4 separate regions of the Homo sapiens genome follow, and all the other regions are linked to region 2. A link is a loop called in an ENCODE intact Hi-C map of the cell type or tissue named here. Cell type or tissue: HepG2. All regions are shown on one strand. Links, peaks and the distances in the headings refer to the core of each region. The heading gives the core; the rest is flanking DNA. Region 1 has its middle 34 kb from the start of KLF12. Region 2 holds the start of LOC105370259 (a long non-coding RNA gene). Region 3 holds the start of LINC00402 (long intergenic non-protein coding RNA 402). Region 4 overlaps KLF12 (KLF transcription factor 12).

Region 1 (6,564 bases), core at 1,227-5,226, 120 kb after region 2:
TGCTTGATTATGGACTGAAGTAATGTCAGAATAAAACCTACTGTCTTAGCCTCATTAGAATGGTGGGCCAATTATCAGAAGTTATGCTCACTCTGAGAGTAAACAACTTCATTACAAGCCCTTCAACATGGAGGGAATTGAGAATTCTCCCTCAGGTTCTATTATACACTAACTATATTGCTTTGGACAAATAAATAGCAACAGAAATAATTCTTTGCAGATGTGGGTGGCTTACATGGTATTTTAAGATCCAGTGTTTGTTTTTTTGTATTTTGTGGGAGTCTTTTTAGCAGCTGAACATTTCCTACAAATGTTTCTGAAGTTACTGGAGACAATTTTCTTTCCATTCCATTTCATTATACTCTACTTCCACCTTTCAATTATTGTGAATATGTAATGATGAAAATAACTACTATAAATAATACATTGACTTTTTATATCATCTTTCCAACAAAGAGAAAAATTCATGCTGAGCTGCAGGGAGAACCGGGTGGCAGCTGCTGCAATGCCTCCACAGGCAAAGATGTATAGACTGTTTGGGAGGAAGCGGTTTTCCCTCCTATTTAGAATGAGATGGGAGGGAATGTGTTTAGCAGCTAAATTGAAGTTCCAGAGTCCCTCCGCTCACTGCCTACTTTTTTAAACATGCCCAGTCTCCTAACTGGATGTGTGGAACGTCTGAGAATGCCAAGAGCAGCCTTCCTTTGTGTTTCCTTTTTAGGAGCTTAAGGACCCTCAAGAAGATAGTGGAGGTAACAGTGCACCAGACTTGGGCAGAAAATGTGATAGTTTCACTCTTTGAGCAAGGCATTAATTCAGTAAAATCTTAACTCCCCTATTCTCAGGAGATGGATCCTTCTGGAAACAACATGGGATTTGGCATCAGGAGACCTGGTTTGAAGGCCCAGCTTTGTCGATTACGAGCTTTATAATTTGCTCATGTAACTTCACCTATCTCTAAAACAAGGTACTGGCTGGGCATTGTGGGTCACACCTGTAATCCCAGAACTTTGGGAGGCAGAGGCAGGAAGATCACCTGAGGTCAGGAGTTCGAGACCAGCCTGGCCAACATGGTGAAAGCACATCTCTACTAAAAATGCAAAAATTTGCCGGGCATGGTGGCTCACACCTGCAATCCCAGCTATTTGGGAGGCTGAGGCAGGAGAACCACTTGAACCCAGGAGGCAAAGGCAGCAGTGAGCCGAGATTGCCCCACTGCACTCCAGCCTGAGTGACAGAGTGAGACTCCGTCTCAAAAATAAAATAAAATAAGGTACTAGGAACCAAATTATTCATTCATTTATTTATTGGCTCTCTCATACCACCCTTTTTCAAACATGTGAAGCAGATTAGGAAAATTTGTATATGCAATAATCATCTGAGGCTGATGAAACAGAAATAGAAAACCAGAACAAAGAAAGAGAGAAAGCATGCTAACTACAAAGATTGATATAATGGCCAAACATACTCATTGTATTAGAATCTGAGGTTCCTAGAAGCCAGGGAATGCAGGGCAAAACAAGGGTACATATATGTGGTTTACATTAAGGAGAATGAATATCAGTTCCTTTGAGGAAGGATAGTATATTTCTGGTATTGTATTCTTAAAGAAGTTGAAAATTTATAACGATAATAATGCCCAATTCCCAAGATTGTTAAGTGTGTTAAATATATAAAAGCCTTTATAAATTGTAAGCTATTATTTTAACAGCTAATAATAGTGATATGTAAATATTAATTAAATATATTTCCGGACACTGACATTGAAAGCAGAGAGCAGAATGTTAACATTTTAATTATTTCCCATGAAAACCATTTTTATAATATACTCTATGCTTTCTATAATGTACTTTCTTCTTCTTGCGCAGATCATATAGGGCGTAATTACGCTTTTAGAAGGGATTTGAGAGTTCATCATCATAAATATCAATGGTTGTGGTTTGCAGTGTCTATAGGTGTAAATGTGGATGTTAAAAAATTATGTGCTGTATAAGGATGAAGGCAAAGGACTATAGCAGTGGATCTGCCACTTGCTTTCTAGAAAAAAAAATGGCAATATTTGTTTGCTTTTAAACAATTTGACTCTCATAAAGGTGGAGTGAAAAATGTGCAGCTGTTGACCCCTTGGGCAGTGTAACACAGCTGCTTTTCTGTAAAACTAATTAGCAAGCCTGAAGTTGAAGCAAGCAGCCTTCTCCCAAGTGGCTTTCTCACCCTCCAGACAATCTTCATGTTCATGGTGTCTCTTCCTCCTCAACGCCATTCAAGGCATTATCTTTTGTTTCTGCATCATAACTCAATGATCCAGGGGCATTTTCTTGTCAGCTTATAGTTCCTCTTTTACTTAATTTACACAGTATGAGGATGGGATATGTAAAAGGGATATACTTCAATATTTCAAAAAGTTATCCAAGGGCAAAGAGTGGTAGCTTATTTCTAAGCCTATCAGCAATATTAATAACATCTACCAGTTGCATATCATTTTAAAAGCTTACCGAATGCTTCTTTATACATAGATTTATTTAATCATCACAATTGCTCTCTGTATTAGTTATTATTCTCTCCATTTTACAAATAGAATAAGATATACCTGGATTTTAATTCTAGCTCTGCAATTGTTTAATATTTTTTATGGATCAATGTCTTCATCTATAAAACAGGAATAAAATAACTACAAAAATGAGATCACATTTGTGACGTACTTTTCACAATGTTAGTGTTAGATGGTGAAAAGTAGATACATAATAATAGTGATTATTATTTTATTATCTGAACAGAACTCTTGCAGCCACAAATAACATCATAAATTGCATATTCTAAATATTATAATATCATTGAAAGTCATAGCCATATTCTATTAAAATACTTTCTTGGGTAATATTATTTTCTTAATAATACTTTCGTCCATAATTAGTCAATAACATGGATTTTTTTTTAAAGTTCCCAAACACTAACCCATTTCCTGAGAATAAACTATACAATCTAAGACTCTTGCTTTGAAGCTACCAAAAGGTAACTAAATCATTAAAAGCATTGCTGTCTCCAGCCACGGCTGGTTTGTACTCTCTGCACAGCCAGGAAACGCAAGGCAGCAACAATACTCCACAAATATGAATTTCAATCCCTAATACTTTCACATTATAGGAACTTGTAACATTAGTGCACAAAAGCTTTTCTTCTTTGATTCTTCCCAAAGGCATCCGATTATCTTCTAAGTATCTTCTGGATTAGAATTGCCAAAATAACCCACCTTCTTGAAGCTGGTAAACTGTTTATAGGTGATTTATCTGAACAAAAGCCACAAACATTCTTCAGCAGCCTCCTAACTCACTCACTCTTTGCCACCCGTTATTTCCATTTCTAATAGCATGCCTCATTTTAAATTGCCAGCGATAGCCTTGAGAAGGCTCACACACTGCAGTCACTGTGTTTGCTGAATATAACCCAGCCTTTTCAGCCAGCACTAGGTCAGACTTGGGGAACGATTTGATCTTTTCACCAAGAGGCACATGGTCTCTGTGTCGAATATCACCAGTGGACTATTTCACAAGTTGTTGCACCCAGGTTGGCATGAGGACTGGGCAGAAGTCAAAGCTCAGAGTCAGTGTTAGGCACACGCAAGTAAACATTGACAGCCAAGCACTCCTGTGCCAAAAGAAAGTTGTAATATGGAGAGGGAGATAAGACATGGAGCCAGAGTCCAGTTAGGGGTCAGAGGACAGGAGCAGGCTGCAGAGCAGCTGAAGGGGGTGTCCCCTTGCTAAAGCTGTGCATATTGGGTCCCCTGTGAGAAGACGGGCAAAGAATGGCTCACAGATACCATTTAACACAGCCAGAGATGCAAAGAATTCAAACAGCCACCGTTTCAAAGCCTTGATGGGTGATCAGGTAAATACTGCTACAATTCATTGGCTTAAAGCCAGTTCATATAATGATAGTTACCTCAATTTATATAGGAAATGAAAGATGCACGCTGTTTTTGTTATAATCCCTCCAACTAATTTTGGAAAATTTTGAATTCTAATAGATTTCTTGTAAAAATGTACCAGTTGGGAACAATATAAGGATTTTAGCCAATTTGTCTAAACATTCTTCCACTTTAATTTCATATTTTTAAGACATGCTCATGATAACTTTAGTGTCTTGCATTCTTTAATGTATACTTTTATAAACTATATGCATGTATTAAGTAAATTAACAAGTACCCTGTTTGCTCCCATTTAATGAGGCATTGCTGTTTTGATAATAAGAAAGAAAAGACCTGTTATGATTTTACGATGTAGACATCAGGAACAATGAAATGCAATGGAGGATTGAATTCAGCAGAGGATTAAATTAAACACGAGATTAAGTATAAAACCACAGTACCTGGCATATGTTAGCTACTTGGTTGATATTAGCTCCTTTTAGAGAAATGAGAGATTCATTTCAGTACCAAATTGACGGGCTTAATGTTTGAAATACCTCAGACTCACCAGATCTTTGCTAACGTTTCATTTCACTTTGAATCCCATCAAAATTTTTATGATGTGGAGAGGAGGTGGGAAAGTAGATTTTTAAAAATATTTCTCTTTAGAACCAAACTGTTCCAGTTTATTTTATTTTCTCCCTAAATCCAGTTAGAAACAGCGTCTAGGAAAAGGAGCTATTTCCACTTGACCTTATATTGGTTCCCTTACACCTAATACTAAACAGCTATTCTTCTGTCCTATCCCCTTTGACCTCTAGAAGCAAAAAAGTGAGTTATACCAGATGTTCCAACGCTTTCCTCTCCCCATAGAACCTGCTAGACACATGGAAGCTAGTTAAATTATGCTTTAATGCATTCTTTGCTTGAGCATCTCTATATGCCTTAGCTGGACAGATAAAGAGGCAAAGAATAAAATGAAAATAAACAAGATACAGAGTCAAAGTGTGTGAATGTAAAAGTAGAGACTAGAATTTATTAGAATGAAAGAGTTCAAGGTGAGCAGAGAGAAGGATCAATACATAGCACTAGTTTTGTGTAGGAAGAAAATATGGTTTTGTTTGTCTACACTTGCTTCTGCATGATTACAAAGGCACAATATCAGTCACAAATATTTCTGAAGACAGCGAGAGAACAGAGAAAACCAAAGTGTGCGTCTTGGGTGAAGGAAGATGATAGAAGCCTGGGTGATATAAATCAGTGAGATAACTCAGCTTCAGTGGGAGAAGAGCTAATTATTTGAGCATATATTTGAAAGAGGTTAAAGAAGGTGCAGAAGAATACCAATGAACTACTGTAAGCATCAAATGTGTGGCGCTGTGTATTTAATATTAGAACAAGTAGAGGTTGAGTCATAGTCTAGTAGACAAAGAAAAGTAGGGGGGAAATCCATGCAGAAATAGGATTAAAGAGAAAATAAGTAATAAAAATACATGTAGATAGGGGAAAATATAAAAAATGACATCGGGAGAACTTATATGTCGGTTTTCTAATGGGAGTGAGCTACTTAAGTAGGAGTAATCATTCCACTCTTCAGTATCTACTTCTGGCAATCATTTGTTAGTTGCAGTCTTACACATGATTTTACTGGAAGCTTTCAGTCTCTGAATCATCCTTAGATAGAGCATTCCATTTGTTATCTTTTAGGGTGTCTTTTAGGTCTTAAAAAGCAGGTCTTGGCCAGGCACAGTGGATCGTGCCTATAATCCCAGCACTTTGGAATGCCAAGGCAGCAAATCACCTTGAGCCCAGGAGTTTGAGACCTCCCTAGGCAACATGGCAAAACCCTGTCTGTGCAAAAAATGCAAAAATTAGCTGAGCATTGTGGCAAGCATTTGCAGTCCCAGCTACTCGGGGGCTGAGGTGGCAGGATCACCTGAGCCTGGGAAGTCAAGGCTGCAGTAAGCTGGGATCGCGCCACTGCTCTCCACCTTGGGCCATGGGAGTGAGGCCCTATCTCAAAAAAAAAAAAAAAAAAAAAAGGTGTTTATGCATTAGTTCAAAATCCTGTGCAATCGATCCATCCTGAACTAACAACCAGCAATTAAACACTTTCTCCAGATTTTATACATAATAGATCTCATAGATGTAACAAGTCTTTCTGTGAGTTGACCATTCAGTAGTCATTATATCTTTCCTCCCTGCAAACAGAAACTAGATTTTGCAATGGGCAGAGGTCCTCTAACCTCAGGCAATGTGGGATCCTAACATAGCCCCAAGGAATGAGATATGATTGGTCTAGGCCATTCATAATAATCTCATTCTCTTCTGTGAATGGTTGGTCCAGAGGTGGCATGTGAAGGAGTTGTAGCTAATGAGACATCAGGGAAACCTGGCATTTCCCTTCCTCCTCCAAAAGAATACAGTAGTAGTTTATCCCCTCCTGTCTGTGATGTTGATGTGAAGATTTAAACCTGGTGATGTGGCAGTTATCTTGCAACCACGGAACAAGTGCAACTATGAAAATATGAGCCCGGAAGTGGTGGCTCACTCCTGTAATTCCAGCACTCTGGGAGGCTGAGGTGAGTAGATCAGTTGAGGGTGGGAGTTTAAGACCAGCCTGGCCAACACGGTGAAACCCCATCTCTACTAAAAGT
Region 2 (4,000 bases), core at 1-4,000:
ATAATGCAAGAGAAGCTTGAATGCAGAGGAGTGCCAGGAAGCTTGTTGACCAGTGGGGAGCAGGTGCTGACTGGGGAGACTGACAGAACAGAGGCAGGAAGGGTGAGGCTCTACTCCCCTAGTGCTGCATGACCGGCCCTGCCGCCACCCTGCCAGTTTTCAGCCAAGGATCACTGTTCAGCTCTTTTCTGGGTAGCTGCCAAAATCCCACCAACAAGTTGTCTAGAGCGGCTTTTAGCACAGCTCTCTGTATGCCGCTGAAACCCACCAGTCTAGGCTGCGGAGGCTTCCATTTCTTGACTCTTCACGGTTTTCTGCCTAATCCTAGCCCTTCCTTTGAAATCAGACTGTTTCCTGCCCTACCTTGGCAAACCACTCCCCACCCTGTTGAGAGGAGTGCAGAAGTTGCTGATTTGACCTGGAGCACCCCACATTTTCAGCTCATTCTGCCTGAATGCCGCATTGTTCCTGTGCTGAATGAAGTTTTGGAAAATGACTTTCAGATGTTAGAGAGTCCCACTCTGCTGCTGTTTTACCCCGTTACCTCGCTTGTCTGCCGTTTATAATCCCATAAAACTCATCGTCTGTGTTTGGCTCTGGACAAAAATGAAAAGACTCATAAAATAGCATCTTAGATGAGCTGGACTGATATAGAGTTGAAATGCTTCAGCTTAAGACCACTACCGAATAATTTAATTATTTGCCTTCCACTAGACTTACCTCTTTAGTTTGTCTGTTTGCTTCTTTTGCGGTAACTCTCAAATCCATTGGGTTATTTTAGTCAGTGCCCACAAATTACTGTGACCCTTTTTATCTGAACTCTGATCAGAAAGCCGCCTAGTTCTCCCCAGTTTTTTTTTCCTTCCCCCCTTCAAACCAGAAAAGTAGCTGCTGAAAGCAGAACAGTTGCCATGGCAACCCCTTGGCAGCTTCCTCAGCGAGTAACAGTGTTGATTTCCCTGGGCCGGGTGGGAGGGGGGTGGAGCTCTAAGGAGGTAAAGGAAGGTTACTGTGCACTTAGTTAATATGCAAAACCACTTACGCAGTGCTGGATGAGCAGTGAATAAATGCAAACAAAGCCATGCTTGATCAGCTAACATGGACTTTGCACACAAGTTGCTCTGTCCAAGGATGCAGATGTTGGCTCAGAAAGAAATTGTGCAATTGGACAGTAGAGGACACAAGAGGTCATACTACAAGAGGTTAAACACTATTTTTGTAATGGTTGGTGAATATGAAGGAAATAAACCGAAGCAGGGGTGTAATTGCCTTGCTTCTCTTTGCTTTGTTCAAAGAAAAACATAGCAATCTAAATCACAGGGATGGTGTTTTCCCTGAAAATCTAACATACTGAAGTTCAAGTTTGCATCAATTAAACTCTATGTAAGATAAACCAATATGTTCAGATATAAGCAAGTATAGCATAATTTGGTTTGTGCTTGAACAAAACATACGGCTCAAGTAGCATCTTTCACCTCCGAGTTTTCAGACAAAGAAGCAGCTTAGTAAATTGGGGCTGGGGTTGGGGGTGGATAGAGGTGGATTCTCTCTCTCTCTCTCTCTCTCTCTCTCTCTCTCTCTCTCTCTCTCAACTTTGATAGATCCCTGTTTGTTTCTTGGGGCCTGGACAGGTTGGAAATCATTTCCCCGAGAGAGCACTGGGGAGACTCTGGCACACGATTCTGCCGACAGAGGTCACCTGCATGAGCAATGAGCAGACGGGCTGCAAGCTGTGGAAGCGGCAGCCAGCCCCTTACCTAGTGGCCTGCAGCTTTGCATGCTAAGGAAGAGGTAGGCTGATGGAAAGCCTGCAGCAGTGAGCCGAGGTCTGCCCAGCAGGTGTCACTAGGGACTTAAAGCTTACCAGACCTTTGGGACCAGGGCTAGGAAAGAGCCATGTAATGATTTATAAAGCTTACTTTAAAATATTTTTGAGAGGCTATATGTGAAATAATTCTGAGGCTTTCTCCTTCAAAGGGACATGAAAATGATAGCTACAGCTTGGTTTAAATGATTTCTGGACTATTCTTTCCAAGGCTCTACCTCCATTTACTGAGTCCCCATTCCAAAAACCAGACAGAGACATAAAACTCATGGAAGGCACACTGAATCCATTCACGATGAGAAAATACATGTGCAAAGCCACAGCAAGTGCATAAAATTATTATGATGATGAAGATCTCTGCTTACAAAATCAGCCTCCATGTCCTAACACCACAGATGCTGATTTTGTAAGTCATCTCAGGATTAAGATCAGAGCTCACTTTAAAAATGCAAATTACCTAGGAGTCCCTGTAAACGTGATGTCAGCTTGTATTTTATCAGTGCTAACAATTTTTTAACAAACCCATATGAAGGCTATCCCTACTTTTAAAAAAAGACTGCATGGATGGTATTACCTGCCTTCTAATTTATGCACCAAGAATGTGCATATGAAAATTTTTTCTAACAATTACATTAGAGAAAATTTGTCTATCCTGAATACGCTTTTTACTGTTTCCCTTTTCATCTTGTCTTCCTGGAAGCTCAATATTTTGAAATGTCATGAATTTCAGTTGCTTCCCTAGCTTAGATTTTCTTCTATAATTTCTCCATCCATCCTGTGTTATTTGAATAGTGACATCCTACCTTGTTTTAATCATATTACAGTTTTAACACATTTGTACTTTTATCTGTACTTTTCGTTGTATACATTACCTCACATCCATTTCAGTGTGGCACACCCTCTTAGAAAGAAGAGAAGAAAGGAAAGGAGAGACAGAAGAGAAAGAGAGAGAAAAAAAGAAGAGGTAAAATGACCCTGCTATCAACATTCAGCATTTTATGATGAATTTGTTCATCATGTTTATCTTCAGTTATCCTTTGGAAGATAGAAAGAGTGAGCTAAGAGTAGTGGTTGGGGAGAGGGTAGTCCTAATTTTGTGTGTGTATGGGAGGATTTCTTGTGCCTAAAAAGACAACTTGAGCACTCAGGGCCTGTGAAATACTGTAGGAAGAGATAGGAGAGTAGAAGCTGGAAACAGAGGTATGAGCCTGGAAAAGAAGTGCATTGGCTTCAGGGCTTGGCTGAGAATTATTAGAAAAATGCTTATACCTCTTTTAGAGCATGTTACAAAGCATGATTAGGTGCACTTTTACCTTGCAATCTCAATAAAATATTTATCAAATAGATATAATCCTTCCCATTTCACAGATGAAAGAAACTGAGCCTCAGGGATGTTGTCATGTAATCACCTGCCATTGTGTAACAGAACCAGGACTAGAAACCAGGTACTCTGCTTGCATTTCTGCTATGGATGGTAACTACAGATGGGGAAGAATGAAAGAAAATCACAGGGAGTATAGGGAAATTATGCAAATAATCCTATGTTTTCTATTCTTTCTCCTGGGGATGCCCCATCACACAATACCACCAAGGATGCTCCCACAAATGAAAACGTCAGTCTGCAGTTATGCAATTGTGGCAGAATTTTATTAAGAGCTTAGTCGGCCATTATACTTCTTTCTGTTTTATGAGAGAAATGATAAATGACTTTAGCAGTATTGATGTCTACAGGCCTATTTTCTAACCGCAACTCTAGCCATTTCTCTAATCGCTTAACTAATATTGTTTTAACGCCAGCTATTGTTATTATGCATTATTAATAAAAGACCACCATTACTATTAATATCACTTATGAAAGATTCCATAAAGAGCTTTGAGACTGCAGATGCAATTAACAAGAAGCCAAATTCTCCATGGTGTAAAAAAAAAAAAAATCAGGTAGGGCTGGCTATAGGCATTTGATCTTATTTAAGTGTTCTAAGGGGTTGTAAGTGAATTTCACATGCCCACAAGAAAAACCATGTGCCCTATGAAGATCAATTCATGCAGTTACTTGTCCTCCTCCATACAAGAGAAATTTGATGAGTTAAAAGAAACTTTCATAAACCTCCAATCTCAAGGCCATGACAGTGGAAATTATTAGCTCACAGTTAAAGGAGCTCATACTTACCCAAA
Region 3 (6,554 bases), core at 2,555-6,554, 59 kb after region 2:
TTTCAATTTTCAGAGTGTAAAAACTGTCAAACCTAGATAAGACACTCTACTTTGAATGTAAAGTAAATTTCTAAAAAGTACTTATCCTTTTTTAGGTTTAGATAATTATTTAGAGGTGTGAGAGCATGGAAAAAGATATGACAAGAACAAGACAGTTTCTTATAGTAATCTGGTTCAAGAAATAATACAAACATATATGAATGAATAAATTATCAAGGTCAAATTAATGTAGCAGAAACTGAGACTGCCAAATGGACATACAAGAGAGTCAGCCGCAAAGGATCATGAAAGTTTACATGACCACAGTTATCAATTTGGAAATAGAAAATCTATTTAAAATGTACTTAAATATCATATTAATCTTCTATACACTTCAGAGAGGTGGAGTTTCATTGTTGCTGTTGTTACTAGTGTTTTTGTTGAATAACCCATTCTTTAGGAAGCACATAATGAAATTAACTCTGACTCCCTCCTTCTTCCCACACTGTCCCACAACCTCTTCCTCTGCCAGCAAGACTTGGAAGGAAGATGATTGTTTACAAGGGAAGGTAGATTAGTTTATGTTACTCCCAGATCTTGTTACACCATGAAATCATATAGTAAACATAGCTTCTAGAATTTTAACTTCCATATGTTATATTATCAATTCAGACCCCCCAAAACTAAATTTCTTTGAATATCTAATTTTAATAGGTTAGATGCTCTCTGCCAATTTTTCTCCTTAATATACAAACCTAACATGATAATAAAAACCAATAACAAAATCAGAGGCTTCCTAGACAGTAGCCCATCTTCATTTCCAGGTTAAAGATTTTGGTTGAGACTATTTGCAAGCATATAATAATAATTCCTGTGCAAGAGAGTCTCTATTGAATGATACGTACTCTGAAGATGGTATGAAGGAAAGAGGCTCTTAGGAAGATCCAAGCTGGCTGCCAAGCTTCCATATCCACTTCAAGGTTTCCTGTAATATTAAATGCTTGGCCTTCACAGAAGATATTTCCAAAGACAACATATACATTATGTTGTATATGTTGGGATAGTCAGGGCTGGAGGCTCCCAAACTTGTATATGAAACATGACATAACAGAAAGAGCAGGCTATTTGGAGGGAGAAGGTTGGGTTCAAGCCCAAGCCCTCAATCTCATTGACACTGCAAACAGGGACATCACTTAACTTCTACGGGTCCAGTTCACAAGTCTGCCTTACCTCTCTAGATAATAGTTTTGTTTTATCAAATCAAATGATGTGAAAGTAAGAACAAAAGAAGACATTGGTAAGATATTCAAGAGGTTAAAAGAGGATGTGGTAAGTGATTACCATATTTCTCCCTCCTCTTTCTTCTCTTAGTTTTAACTGCTTAGCAAAATATTTACTGAGTGCCTGCTAAGTTTCAGCGATAAGCCCTGGAGATACAGAGGGAAAAAAAAAAATGACATGGTCCCTGACCTGAAGTAGCCAAGGAGTGACATTTACCTGACTTTACTTTTATAAGGATCACTGTGGTTACTACATTGAGCATACATGACAGGCAGATGACGATGCAAGCAGAGATACTTGGTTTATACACTACTGTATCATTTCAGGCAAAAAAAAAAAAAAGGTAGCAGCTTGTACAAGGGTGGTAGTAGCGAAAGTACTGAGGATTCAACTAAGATGAGGACCAATGACTAAGCTTTGGATTTAACACAGCAAAAAGATATTCAGTGTTCTTGAAGCACAGACAACGTTTAATGAAAACTAGGAGATCAACAGAGGGTTACTCATAACAGAATGAAAATTCCATGAGGCACATTGGAAAGAATTGGAAGGGAGGTCAACAGGAGATGGAAGCATAGGAGAGAAACAAGCACCAGGTTTAGAGAAGCTTGCTTCTGGGGCAATAGATAAACACTTGATAGTCGTGCATGCACAGAATTCTGTGCAGTTGGCCCAACAAGGGTGTGGTGCCTCGGGGTAGAATTCATCCCGAGTACGTGAGGAGACAATCCTCTGCCTCCATAGTTGCTCACTTTCATGCAAAACCAGCTGTTACCCATTTGGTTGGGGAACTGAGGTAAACATAGTGGAACTGAAGAGGATTGGAGTGGAGTAGCAGAGTCCTAGCCCTTGAATAGAATTTTTGCCAGGTAATTGATGAGAGTGTGGATGAGCACAATTATACCTATTATTTATTGGGTACATACTCTGTGTCTGCCATGCTTAATCTTCACCACAGAAAACTTAAAGATACGTGTATTAGTCCATTCTCACGCTGCTATAAAGAACTGCCCAAGACTGGGTAGTTTGTAAAGGAAAGAGGTTTAACTGACTCACAGTTCTGCAGGGCTGGGGAGGCCTCAGGAAACTTACAATCATGTCCTTCTTCACGTGGCAGCAGGAAGGAGAAGAATGAAAGTCAAGTGAAGGGGGAAGCTCCTTATAAAACCATATGATCTCGTGAGAACTTACTATCACAAGAATAGCATCAGGGGAACTGCCCCCATGATTCAATTACCTCCGACCAGGTCCCTCCCAACACACATGGGGATTATGGGAACTACAATTTAAGATGAGATTTGGGTGGGGACACAGCCAAATCATATCATGTGTTATCATCTCATTCTAAAAATGAGAAAAGTACAGCTCAGAGAAACTAAGTAATGTACCTCATCTACCCATCTTCACACAGTTAAGTGACAGCATTAGGATTTGAATCTCTCCCTCTTTCCATTTTGCTTTGAAGAGCCAAGGAAACATGTCACATTTTAGAAGATAAGGAGTTAGGATTAGGTGGAAACACAACATTGGTAACACTGGGGAGACGGGACTGAAATAGTCTGTATAAGAAGCAGAACTGACTTAGGGTCAGCTGAGGTTTTTGGCCTTCCAAACCAATCCTTGTAGCTTATTCCGGTGCAGGCCTTGGTTGTTAGTGGCTCCTGGGCTGCCCCACAGTACCTATGAAAAAATGGAAAGGAACAGTTACCTTCTAATTTTTCCAACCTAAAAGAAGTAGTTAGTATTTTAGATAACTTTCCAAGTGTTGGTATAAGTGAATAGTTTTCTTTAATTAAGACTATCTCATAAACTCTTACCTTTTCCAAATTCTCACCCTTTCAAGTCTGACAGGAATAAAAACTGTTGTTACCATGCATCACCGTCACCAGAGCTTCCTTACTTTTTACAAGCAGCTGAGCACACCATGGGGCTGAGGAAAGTACAGAATTGTTGCCAAGTGCAGGTAGAACTCGTGAACCTGGCATGTTCAAAACCACGAATAATAAATACAGGAGTCAAAGGACTTGTTTTTGGCCAGGATTTAACTCTTTAGGAATGTATTCTTCAAAATATTTAGGGACACATTGCTTATTATGTATTTTTATCTTGGTTCAAAGCTTTCATTCCTAACGACTATCCCCCTTATAATTTCACACAAAAGTGACATATACATAACTTTGATGATTTGCTCCAAGAATCAAAAAGCCAGAGAAATGGCAACATAATTATATTTGCTCAATATCCAGTACTATCCCAACTCACAACTCTAAAAGGGCATGTTTCCTTGTTTGTCTTACTGTTTAAGGTAGTCAGCACCATTACAAGTTTCAGCATATAAATTAATAGAACACAAAGATCCACTGTATTTAACTTTGATTGGCTTCATGTACTGAGGGTTCTTAGTATTTGGTGATGTAGATTCCAATGGTATTAACATTATTCCCTAAGCTTGGAGCAGCAGTGTTTGATTTCCTTCATTTTTCTGGTGTGTTTTTTTTTTCAATTTAATGAAGACCATGCAAATTGATAAAACACTAGCATTTAATCTTTACTTTTTTTTTAAAGAAAAATACATTAGGGGACATAAATAAACTGTGACACAAATAAACTTCTTTTTATCCAGTGTCCTGACTTGGGGGTCCAGTTTCAATTTCAAGTATTCTGTCCCATCGTTTCCATTTAAGTCACATCAGATTGTCATAATATACATCCAAGTTTTGAATTCAGACAATATAGATATCACAGTATGGGTAAAAAGAGCCACTGATTTGGAATCAGACAAGTTAAATTCTCATTTAAGCTCTGCTACTGATTTCTGTGGGACCTTGAAAAGGGGACTTAACATTTCTAAGCTTAATATTTCCTTACTCACAAAGTGATGCAACTGGTCTAGGCGACCTCAAAATTCCATTCTATTCTAAAATCTTATGAATATGTAATATTTTATAGGAAAATAGTGTATAAATATTATTTCAATGATTAAAGATATAGAACCTATTATTTTAAAACCTAACATGTCCAGCTCTCATTGGTTTGCTTTTTCAAAATATATTATTTTCATTCCACTTTAATTCATGACTTTTTTACAAGTTAAGTCTTGAATTGTTTCTACTATATAATATAGTTTCAGATTTTTTAACATACGGTGCAGAAAGTTTGCTCTACAGCAAAATGTAGAAGAGGAAGATAATATTCCTCAGACATAGATAGTTCTGAAGCTCATCCAAGTAGACAGGTAAAATAAACTTTGGGAGAAGAAAACCGACATTTAAAATTGGTAAAGATACAAGTATTTTCGCAGAAATAACATCTTATATTTCCACAGCAATCTGTCTCCTTTTCTTTCTCCCAAACACAAGAAAAAGGCATTTCAAGTTACTGATTAACTTAAACATACTGATCTTTGGCTCGTCTAAGGTCCACGAAAGTTGACTAAACATTCTTCTACCAAAGAGAAAAACTAGAAAATTGAAAACATTTCTTAAAAAATTATATTATCTGTTATCCTGATATATCAACCCAAAACCTCATTTGGTTGGACTATGTTTTTATTTGTTCTTTTTGCCAGAGAAATCGGGAACTTCTAAAGGAATTATTTTCTTAAATATAAAACTAGGTTTTTGTTATCACAATAAACTCTATGTTTCCATGAATTGCCCACTTTCTCCTAATATTTTCCACTTTAGAATGAGAAGCCTAGGTTTGTGCAGAGCTGATTCTATAACCACGGGGATTCTTATGTATTGTTTGCTAAGCCTATGTATGGAGGTAAAAGAGTTAAACCTTTAAGCAAGGAGCCATTTTGACTAAAAATAGAAAAAACTTTGGCCAAGGAATCAAAATGAATACACCACTGAAAATAAGTTATTATATGTGACTTTACAATATTAAAGAGGAAAAAAATATGAAGAGACGTAGAAAATTTATCTACTATTATTGCACAACCACTCTGTAAGAGGCTGCATGATTCAATTTGGGGTGATACAAAAATGAACAAGACAGGCCTTTTCTCCAAGAGTTTATGTGATATTAACCACAAACACACTCATTGAAGGCAAAATGTGGTTTAATCCTGTGACAGGGGTACAACACTCTGCAGGAGTCCAGATTGCTGATATTTGAGCCATCCTTGAGATTAAGAGGATTGTGACAAGAATAGACAGATAGGAAGAATATTCTGGGTAGAAGGAACAAAAGCACTGTCACAGGCGATGAAGAGAGCCATGTTTGAGGAAAGGCAAGTGATGCTACCCATGTAGGGTGTATTGGAAATAAAAGAGTCAAAGAAAAATAATATTAATGGGAAGTGGCTTAAAGGATTTGTTAACAAAACAGTGAAGAAACATGACGAAACCAGTGCTTAATTAAGACAAAGAGTCTGAGCAGTATGCAGAAAACCTTGGAGTGGGGAAGACTGGAGGCAAAGAAATCTGTTAGGAGACTCTTTCACTGGGACTGTGGGTACACTGGGAAACAAACAAATGACTACTATGGTTTCTCAATCCCTACTAGTCTAGAAGGAGAGGGAGTCTGCTATATGTAACGTATGGTATCAGGGCAGAATGTTGAGGAATGAAAGTTAGGGTACCTTTCCCAGTTTAGCTGGAGAAACATAGCGTTAATAATTATCATAGAGCAATCTTCTGGCTTAATTGCAAAAGTATGTGCAGACTCATTTTGATACACTATGGAAAGAGTGTATGAGAAAAAAATTCACAATTTTCTTTAAAGCATATTGAAGGCAGATAGAAGATAAACTAGGATATGGGTTGGGTTGATTTTTTTAACTGAAGGCCATAGCTTCTATAATGATCTATTTGTTAATGTTTACCAAAACTCCATCCCTTGTCTTTCTGCCCAGCAGAGATTCATATTTTGTACCGCCTAATGGGCATGCCCACATGGATGTCCCACAAACTTGTTAAATGAACACATCCAAGATCAAGCACATCTTCCCCTCTCTGCTAACCTATTCCCTTACTGTCTTTCAAGATTCATTCAGTCTCCCAAGCCAGAAATTCCAAAGACACCTTCTATTTCTTTTTCATCCTGGAACTGTCTAGCCAAACCATTAGCAAGTCCTGCCCATTCTTGCTCAGAAACTTCTCTTGGAATTGTCGCCTCCTCTCCTTCCCAAGTCACTGTCTTTTCTTATTTCAGATTTCCATCAATTCTCACCTGGATTATTACATTTGTTTTCTATCTAATCTTATTGTATTTGTCTCCTCGAGGCCATCCTCTACACAGCTCCCAAATTAACTTCCTTTAAAAAAAGCTATTTCCACCATTTATCT
Region 4 (6,072 bases), core at 1-4,000, 260 kb after region 2:
CTAGCTGATCGACTTGAAGCACAAATGGGGCCCTGGAATCTTTTTCCTACCTTTTGGTCTCCTGTGGGACTGAGGTAGAGTGGTCAAAAAATTTAAAGATTGATGTAAGTAGATTCTAGAACACAAATTACAGAAGGTTAGAATCGATGTTTTTCAGATTACCCTGGATAGAAATCAAGGTGAATGATACTGATATTTGAATCCAAATCAGGTATTTGTTGTTTTTAATTATAGTAAAATACATGTAACAGAAATGTACTATTTTAACCCTTTTTAAAACATTATATATTGTCATGTAACTGTATCTAACATGGAAATATGTGCATGCATATGTAACTTACAAAGATGAAAACTGTTCCTTCCTTATTTTGTAATAGAAGAACCTTAAATATCACTATTTTAATTTTCTTTTTAAATTGTGAAATACAACTTAAAATTTTAGTTTAACCATTTTTAAATGTATAATACAAGGTGATGTTTTTTCACTATATAAGTTAGGCTTTACATAAAGGAATTACATACAGTTCTATTAGAGAAGCATGCAACTAAAAAGAGGTTGATTTGCAGATATTTCACTTTTTTGGAAATGAAATAACTGATTTTTTTCCTCTTCCATCCCTCTTTATTTTTCTACACATATATTTTGGTACTTGAAGTATTGCTAAGTTTTTGAACCCAGTTTTCCTCCAAGGTAAAGGTTTTTTTTTTTTTTCTTCAAAATCTTGAGTTAATTTTTTCATGTAATGAATTTGCAATCCATGTGCAATCGATCTTTATAATAAAAATAGGAAATTGACATTTCACATTGTATCCATAATTGGCATAAATTATGATGATTAATAATGTCAAGTTTGTGAGTTAGGGTACCCAAAACTCAACTGTTTCACTAGAGAAATCTTAGCAAATCCAAATTATTTAATTGTTTGCATTTTACCAAATAATGTTTTCAGCCTGTTATGGGGACTCTAGAGAGGTGGTTATCTGACAGTTGTCAAGTCGGAGGAAGTTAAGATGCCTTTGTATCTACCTGGGCTCATCATTTAGCTATATCTGCAGTCATTTGGTAATGTCATCCAGTCAGTCAAATGTGTTTCATTTACTTTATTCATCAATATAATCTACATTATATTTACGACAGTGACTGTTTATAAAAAGGCAGTATATAAACCTGGACAGTTCTAAATTCCCTTGGGTACCTTTCTTACCTCAGTATATGTTAGTAAATGATGATTATGTCCTATGCAGTGGAGTGCCAGAACTCTTGCATCTGTTTAGACTACTCACTGATTTTCTTTTTTTTTTTTTTAACTCTGAACAAACCAAAGTGTCCAACATGTGTAACTCACTAATGTTCACAACCCACTTGTAGCGAAACTAAGAACCTTAAAATGACCTTGAAGCTATAGCAGTAGTGAGCATCAGATATATTCAGACACTTTATGAGTCGATTAGCAACAGAGACTTCTTCCCTTAGAAAATAGAAGTAGTTGGGAAGCAATGACATTTGCATAAAGGCACTTCCTTTTGCCACCTTTTGGATTTTTTTTTTTTTTGTAGAATTATGGTTTAATCTTACTGCTGTTATTAAACTGCTTTAAGCTTCTTTCCAAGTATCACAGCCAAATTGAAGGATTTATTTCCTTGCTTGCACTTTGAAACATAGCTGTCAAACAAAGTAAGCAAAGGCAAGTGATAGAGATACAGCCCCTTTGCATTTTCAGTTTATTTGCATTTGTTCATGACTTCTAAGACACTTTAAATTTCCAAAGGAGTTTGCTTTCTTTAAACTCTGTCATATGTACATTGTTACCTGAATGAGTCTGTGAGAGATCAAAGTACCTGTCAGCTTAGTAAATAGAAGAGATTTTTTTTCTCTCTGAGCTGGTTATAAAGGGAGATTCCATTGGCTTATTTATGTTGAGAACTTAACATAGTTAGGAAAACAGTGGGTGGTTAAAGTTTGAAAAGTGTCAGGGAAGAGGTGGGTGGTTTCTGTAGAGTATCAAATATTTGAAGTATATTAAAGCTGAAATAAGTGAAAATCTGTTAGATTACTTGGAGTTTCTCCTAATTTCCTATGTTTTAGAGAGACTTTTTCCCCCTCAAGTGCATTTGCATATATAGAAACAAAATGTGGCTTCCACAAATGATGTTGCCTATCTCTCTTAAAGTAATATTTAAATGAATAATACAGACTCGTTAATATTGTCAATTATTTTATAGGATACTTGAAGCTGAAGAAGACACAAATATCAGTGGCCTAACTAATTTGTACCTATGGAATTACTATTTTGGTGAAAAATATTTTCACTCCACGTGTTCATTGTGTGTGCATGCCTGCCCTCTCTCGGCAGTGGTCCAGCTGATTGCTGCTGTTACTGTTAAGGGCTCTTAGTGTATCAAAAATAAGTTCTTGAGCATGACAGAATGATGCGTATACTCATTTTTTAAATTGGAAACAAATGTTCTGTATTAACTATATAGTGAGTACAATCAAATACATAAACCATTAGATGGGCAACTAAGCTGGTAAGCCATGGAGAATTTACTATTTTGTTGGATATTTGTTAGAGCATGAAGTTGGAATTGAGAATGTATTTTCTCCTGAAATATAGTTGATGATTATGTATCTGTCTGTGAGGTGTGGTTAATTCCACAAAGCTTATTTCTTCTACAGTATCCCCCAAATTAGAATATGGTACTGCCATTATGTGATAACCCTGTATATGACAGTGTATCTATTGGAAAATGTTTTGAGTTTTCGTATGAATTTTTAGGGGCATTGCTGTAGCTCTGACAGTATAAATATGGATTTGAAAGTTATAAGCCATACACAACTTGATATTTCAGAGGCTAGGAGTTGCAGTGGGGCTCCAGTGCACTGGTGGTGATAAAACTGTTAGGGGTTGGAATCTCTTTGCACTTTGATCTCTTAGGAACTGTCTTAACCCTAGCTGTATTTCACATGCCCCTTTTCTTCAAGATCACCAGAAACTTGCTTAATCTGCTACCTCTTCACAATGAACAGCTGATGCTCTGGCCATAGTAGCTATCAGCCCCCTTTCCTGCTAGTTAGTTCCTGGGTTAGTGTCCCCACAAAATTCATGTCCTTTTTGGGACCTCAGAATGTGATCTCATTTGGAATTAGAGTTGTTGCCAATGTAATGAATTAAGATGAGGTCATCCTAGAGTAGAGTGGCCTTTAATCCAATATGGCTGTGTCCTTCTAAGAAGACACACACATAGGGAGAGCACCATGTCACAGAGGCAGAGATTGGAGTGATATATTTACAGGCCAAGGAATACCAGCGATTATTGGAACCACCAGAAACTCAGAGAAAGGCATGGAACAGATTCTGCTCTACAGGCTTCAGAGAGAACGTGGCCCTACCAACAACTTGATTTTGGAATTTCAGCCTCCATAACTGTGAGAGAGTAGATTTCTGTTCTTAAAAGCCACCTGGCATGTGCTACTTCCTTACTGCAGCCCTAGGAAACTAATACACCTGCCAATAAGTAGAGAAGAACACGGTCTCTGAGTTTCTCCCCTGTAAGTCTGTTTTTTAGCAAACATGTAAGTAATTTTTAACGTTCTCGAAAATTCTCAAAAACAAAACCAAACATCTGTAGGTGAAGAACATTCATTTTCAACCATCACTTCAGTTTGGCATTTTATGGGAAAGCTATTCCATACTAGGATCCCATCCCCAGAGGTTCTAATCTGGTGGGTTAAGGGTAGGGCCTGGGCATCTGTATGTTTTAAAACTTCCCAAGGGAATCTTGGAATATGCAGCTAGAGCAGAGAATCACTAGTGCAGAGGGAAGAGTAAGAACTAGCCAGGTGCACATTAGAATCAGTTTGTTGGCTTCTGAAACTTACTGATGCGTGAGCCCCAACACCAGAGGTTAGGGATGCAGCCTGCCATTTGGTTAGGGATGCAGAGAGTTAGGTCGAAGAGAGTTTTGAAGCTCCCGGTGATTTTTTTTTTTTTTCCACAGTGGATGGATGGATGAGATCTCAGCATGACAAAATACCTTCTTCTGTACTGTGTTCTTTCTTTTTCATAATTCAAGGCCTTCCCAGACATCTTCAAAGGAGGCGGCCAATACGTTATATGTTGGGGGGGTTGGAGTGGTCACTGCAGGTGGGTGCAGGTGGCTGCAGGTGGGGTGAGAGGGGGTCAATTTTTTTTTTTTTTTTGGATTTACCCTTTTCCCTCCTATTTTCTGCACCATTGCATGTTCTGTGGGAAAACCTGTCTTGGGCCCACATGAAGGAAATGAGAATGAAAGTGTAAGGTTGCAAAAGTATAGATGTGAGGGGATACCCAGTGAGAGGAAAAAATTTGAAAAATGCCATGTGGCAGAAGTGGGAGACAAAATTTGAAAAATGCCATGTGGCAGAAGTGGGAGACTGTGGCCACTGGTGGCTGTTTCAGTTGTGTATAATCCATTGAGCCTGTACAGAGGGGACTTAATGTGTGTGTATAGACATAAGTACAGATAATTTTTGTGCAGGACATAAAAATGTCTGTATAATTATGTTTTTTTCTGAAATTCTGTTTGCAGTGAATGTTGCCCCCGTATTATGTGATTATTTCCAAGAAGCTCCTATTTCTCCATCTTGCAGTCTGCCTTGTACTTTGTAGACTTGTCATTTGGGTTGTGCCTGTGGTGTTATTGACTAAGAGATATGTTGTTAATACCTCTGATGCTGTACTAGTGACTAATATCTAGTATTGTTGCCATTTCCTTCATAATGACAGTATATTTAGAATATCTAAGACACAAAAAGATCAGATTTAAAGCAGGTCTTTTGCATGTAGATGACTTGGAATGAAAGCCGCCTTCATCCTGCACTCATTTCCTTGCTTTGTCCACATGCTTTACTACCCTCCTGATGACCATCACTATGTTTTGAGACCACATTAGGGAGACCTCATCATTGGTGAAATTCTTTAAGATTGGTTCTGAGATCTATGCTTGATGGCAGTTCTTAAAAGCACTCATAGTCATTGCTATCCGAAGTTCTTGTGTATCTACTGATAAGCACTCTTGCTTTATTTAATTTGCTTATCAATCCTTTGAGGTAGATTATAGCACTTCTATTTTCTTGATAGGAGACTATCAGTGAGATTTGTCCTTTGGAACTAACCAGTGGCATACTGGCAAGCGACTTCCTGAATAAAAGGCCCTTATTTGTAGCATTTGCTGACTTCCTTGATGTAAATACACAGACTATGATGGATTTCAAGCTACTGAAGTGTAGTCATGGGGTTGTAAAGAGATGTGTGCAGTCAGCTCTCCCATGCCTGTACTAGCCAGATGCAACCCTCCTCTGGATCTATTATGCTATGCTGCCAAACTTTTCCCTGTTCCCCCTTCCACAGCAGTCATTTTACAGAATCCCCTGCGTCACAAACGAACATCATGTCCTATTTGTAGCCTCTTCTACTGAAAGTTTCTCAAAAACATGGAATTACAATCAACTGCCAACTTCCAGGACCCTTACTGCCCTAGACTAACATAGAATTAATGAAATAGGATTTATTATAGTAAGGCATCTTTTTTTTTTCTTGATGAGAAAAGTGGGAGTAATGCTATTGAGTCAAATGCCTGATCATTCCTGATGTGAGTAGCAATTTTATGAACTTATTAATAACACATCAAACTGATTTTTCTCATGACACCAATCATTCTTTTTGGTTTAATTCAAAATGCTTTTTTCTTTTCTTTTGACGTCTCCTTTTTCTTGGCATGGTCTTTAGGTGAAACCACCTTTTCACCGTCTTTACATGAAACCACCTTTTCTCCAAGGTAGAATTTGCTTTTGGCACAGCTGTGTAGTAGCAGACGTCGAGGGGTCTGGATCTTGATGGTAATGGAAAACCATGAGACTTGTCAGTCCTTTTTTCAGAATTGTGAATGAAGTGGTCAGCAGTAGTGTCTCCTTCCCATTCCATCTTTTTTTTTTTTTTTGAGACGGAGTGTGGCTCTGTCGCCCAGGCTGGAGTGCAGTGGCGTGATCTTCACTCACTGCAAGCTCCGCCTCCCGGGTTCACGCCATTCTCC

What was found. A loop is a pair of places that touch in the nucleus more often than their neighbours do. Peaks named below come from ENCODE experiments on the same cell type or tissue, not always from the same donor. Only the 100,000 strongest peaks of a DNase experiment are listed, where the experiment ranks them.
Region 1: it touches region 2 in a loop (5-fold over the local background); 3 of 110 quality-filtered maps call a loop at or near these places.
Region 3: a loop joins it to region 2, with 2.5 times the contacts of the local background. A loop is called at or near these places in 8 of 110 quality-filtered maps.
Region 4: it touches region 2 in a loop (13-fold over the local background); 15 of 110 quality-filtered maps call a loop at or near these places.

Annotation. Positions count from the first base shown.
Region 1 is chr13:74,165,473-74,172,036 of GRCh38, reverse strand. It overlaps a transcript of KLF12 not described here. Among named protein-coding and RNA genes, the nearest start is that of KLF12, 34 kb to the right of the region's middle. In HepG2, for the core only: no CTCF peak of the experiment used is centred there; a DNase peak (open chromatin) is centred at 3,596.
Region 2 is chr13:74,284,940-74,288,939 of GRCh38, reverse strand. LOC105370259 (a long non-coding RNA gene) reads right to left here and starts at 870. Exons shown (of 4, transcript NR_187797.1): 1 at 721-870. It also overlaps a transcript of KLF12 not described here. RefSeq lists enhancers at 934-1,228, 1,551-2,051 and a silencer at 1,796-1,855. In HepG2, for the core only: a CTCF peak has its summit at 1,829 (motif pointing right); DNase peaks (open chromatin) are centred at 1,089 and 1,779; H3K4me3 peaks cover 898 bases.
Region 3 is chr13:74,226,083-74,232,636 of GRCh38, reverse strand. LINC00402 (long intergenic non-protein coding RNA 402) reads right to left here and starts at 1,193. Exons shown (of 2, transcript NR_144451.1): 1 at 885-1,193. It also overlaps a transcript of KLF12 not described here. RefSeq lists a cis regulatory region at 4,634-4,647 and an enhancer at 4,569-4,713. In HepG2, for the core only: no CTCF peak of the experiment used is centred there; a DNase peak (open chromatin) is centred at 4,656; H3K4me3 peaks cover 395 bases.
Region 4 is chr13:74,020,798-74,026,869 of GRCh38, reverse strand. The region is part of intron 1 of KLF12 (KLF transcription factor 12); the gene reads left to right. Among named protein-coding and RNA genes, the nearest start is that of KLF12, 110 kb to the left of the region's middle. RefSeq lists an enhancer at 1-67. In HepG2, for the core only: a CTCF peak has its summit at 2,339; a DNase peak (open chromatin) is centred at 1,769.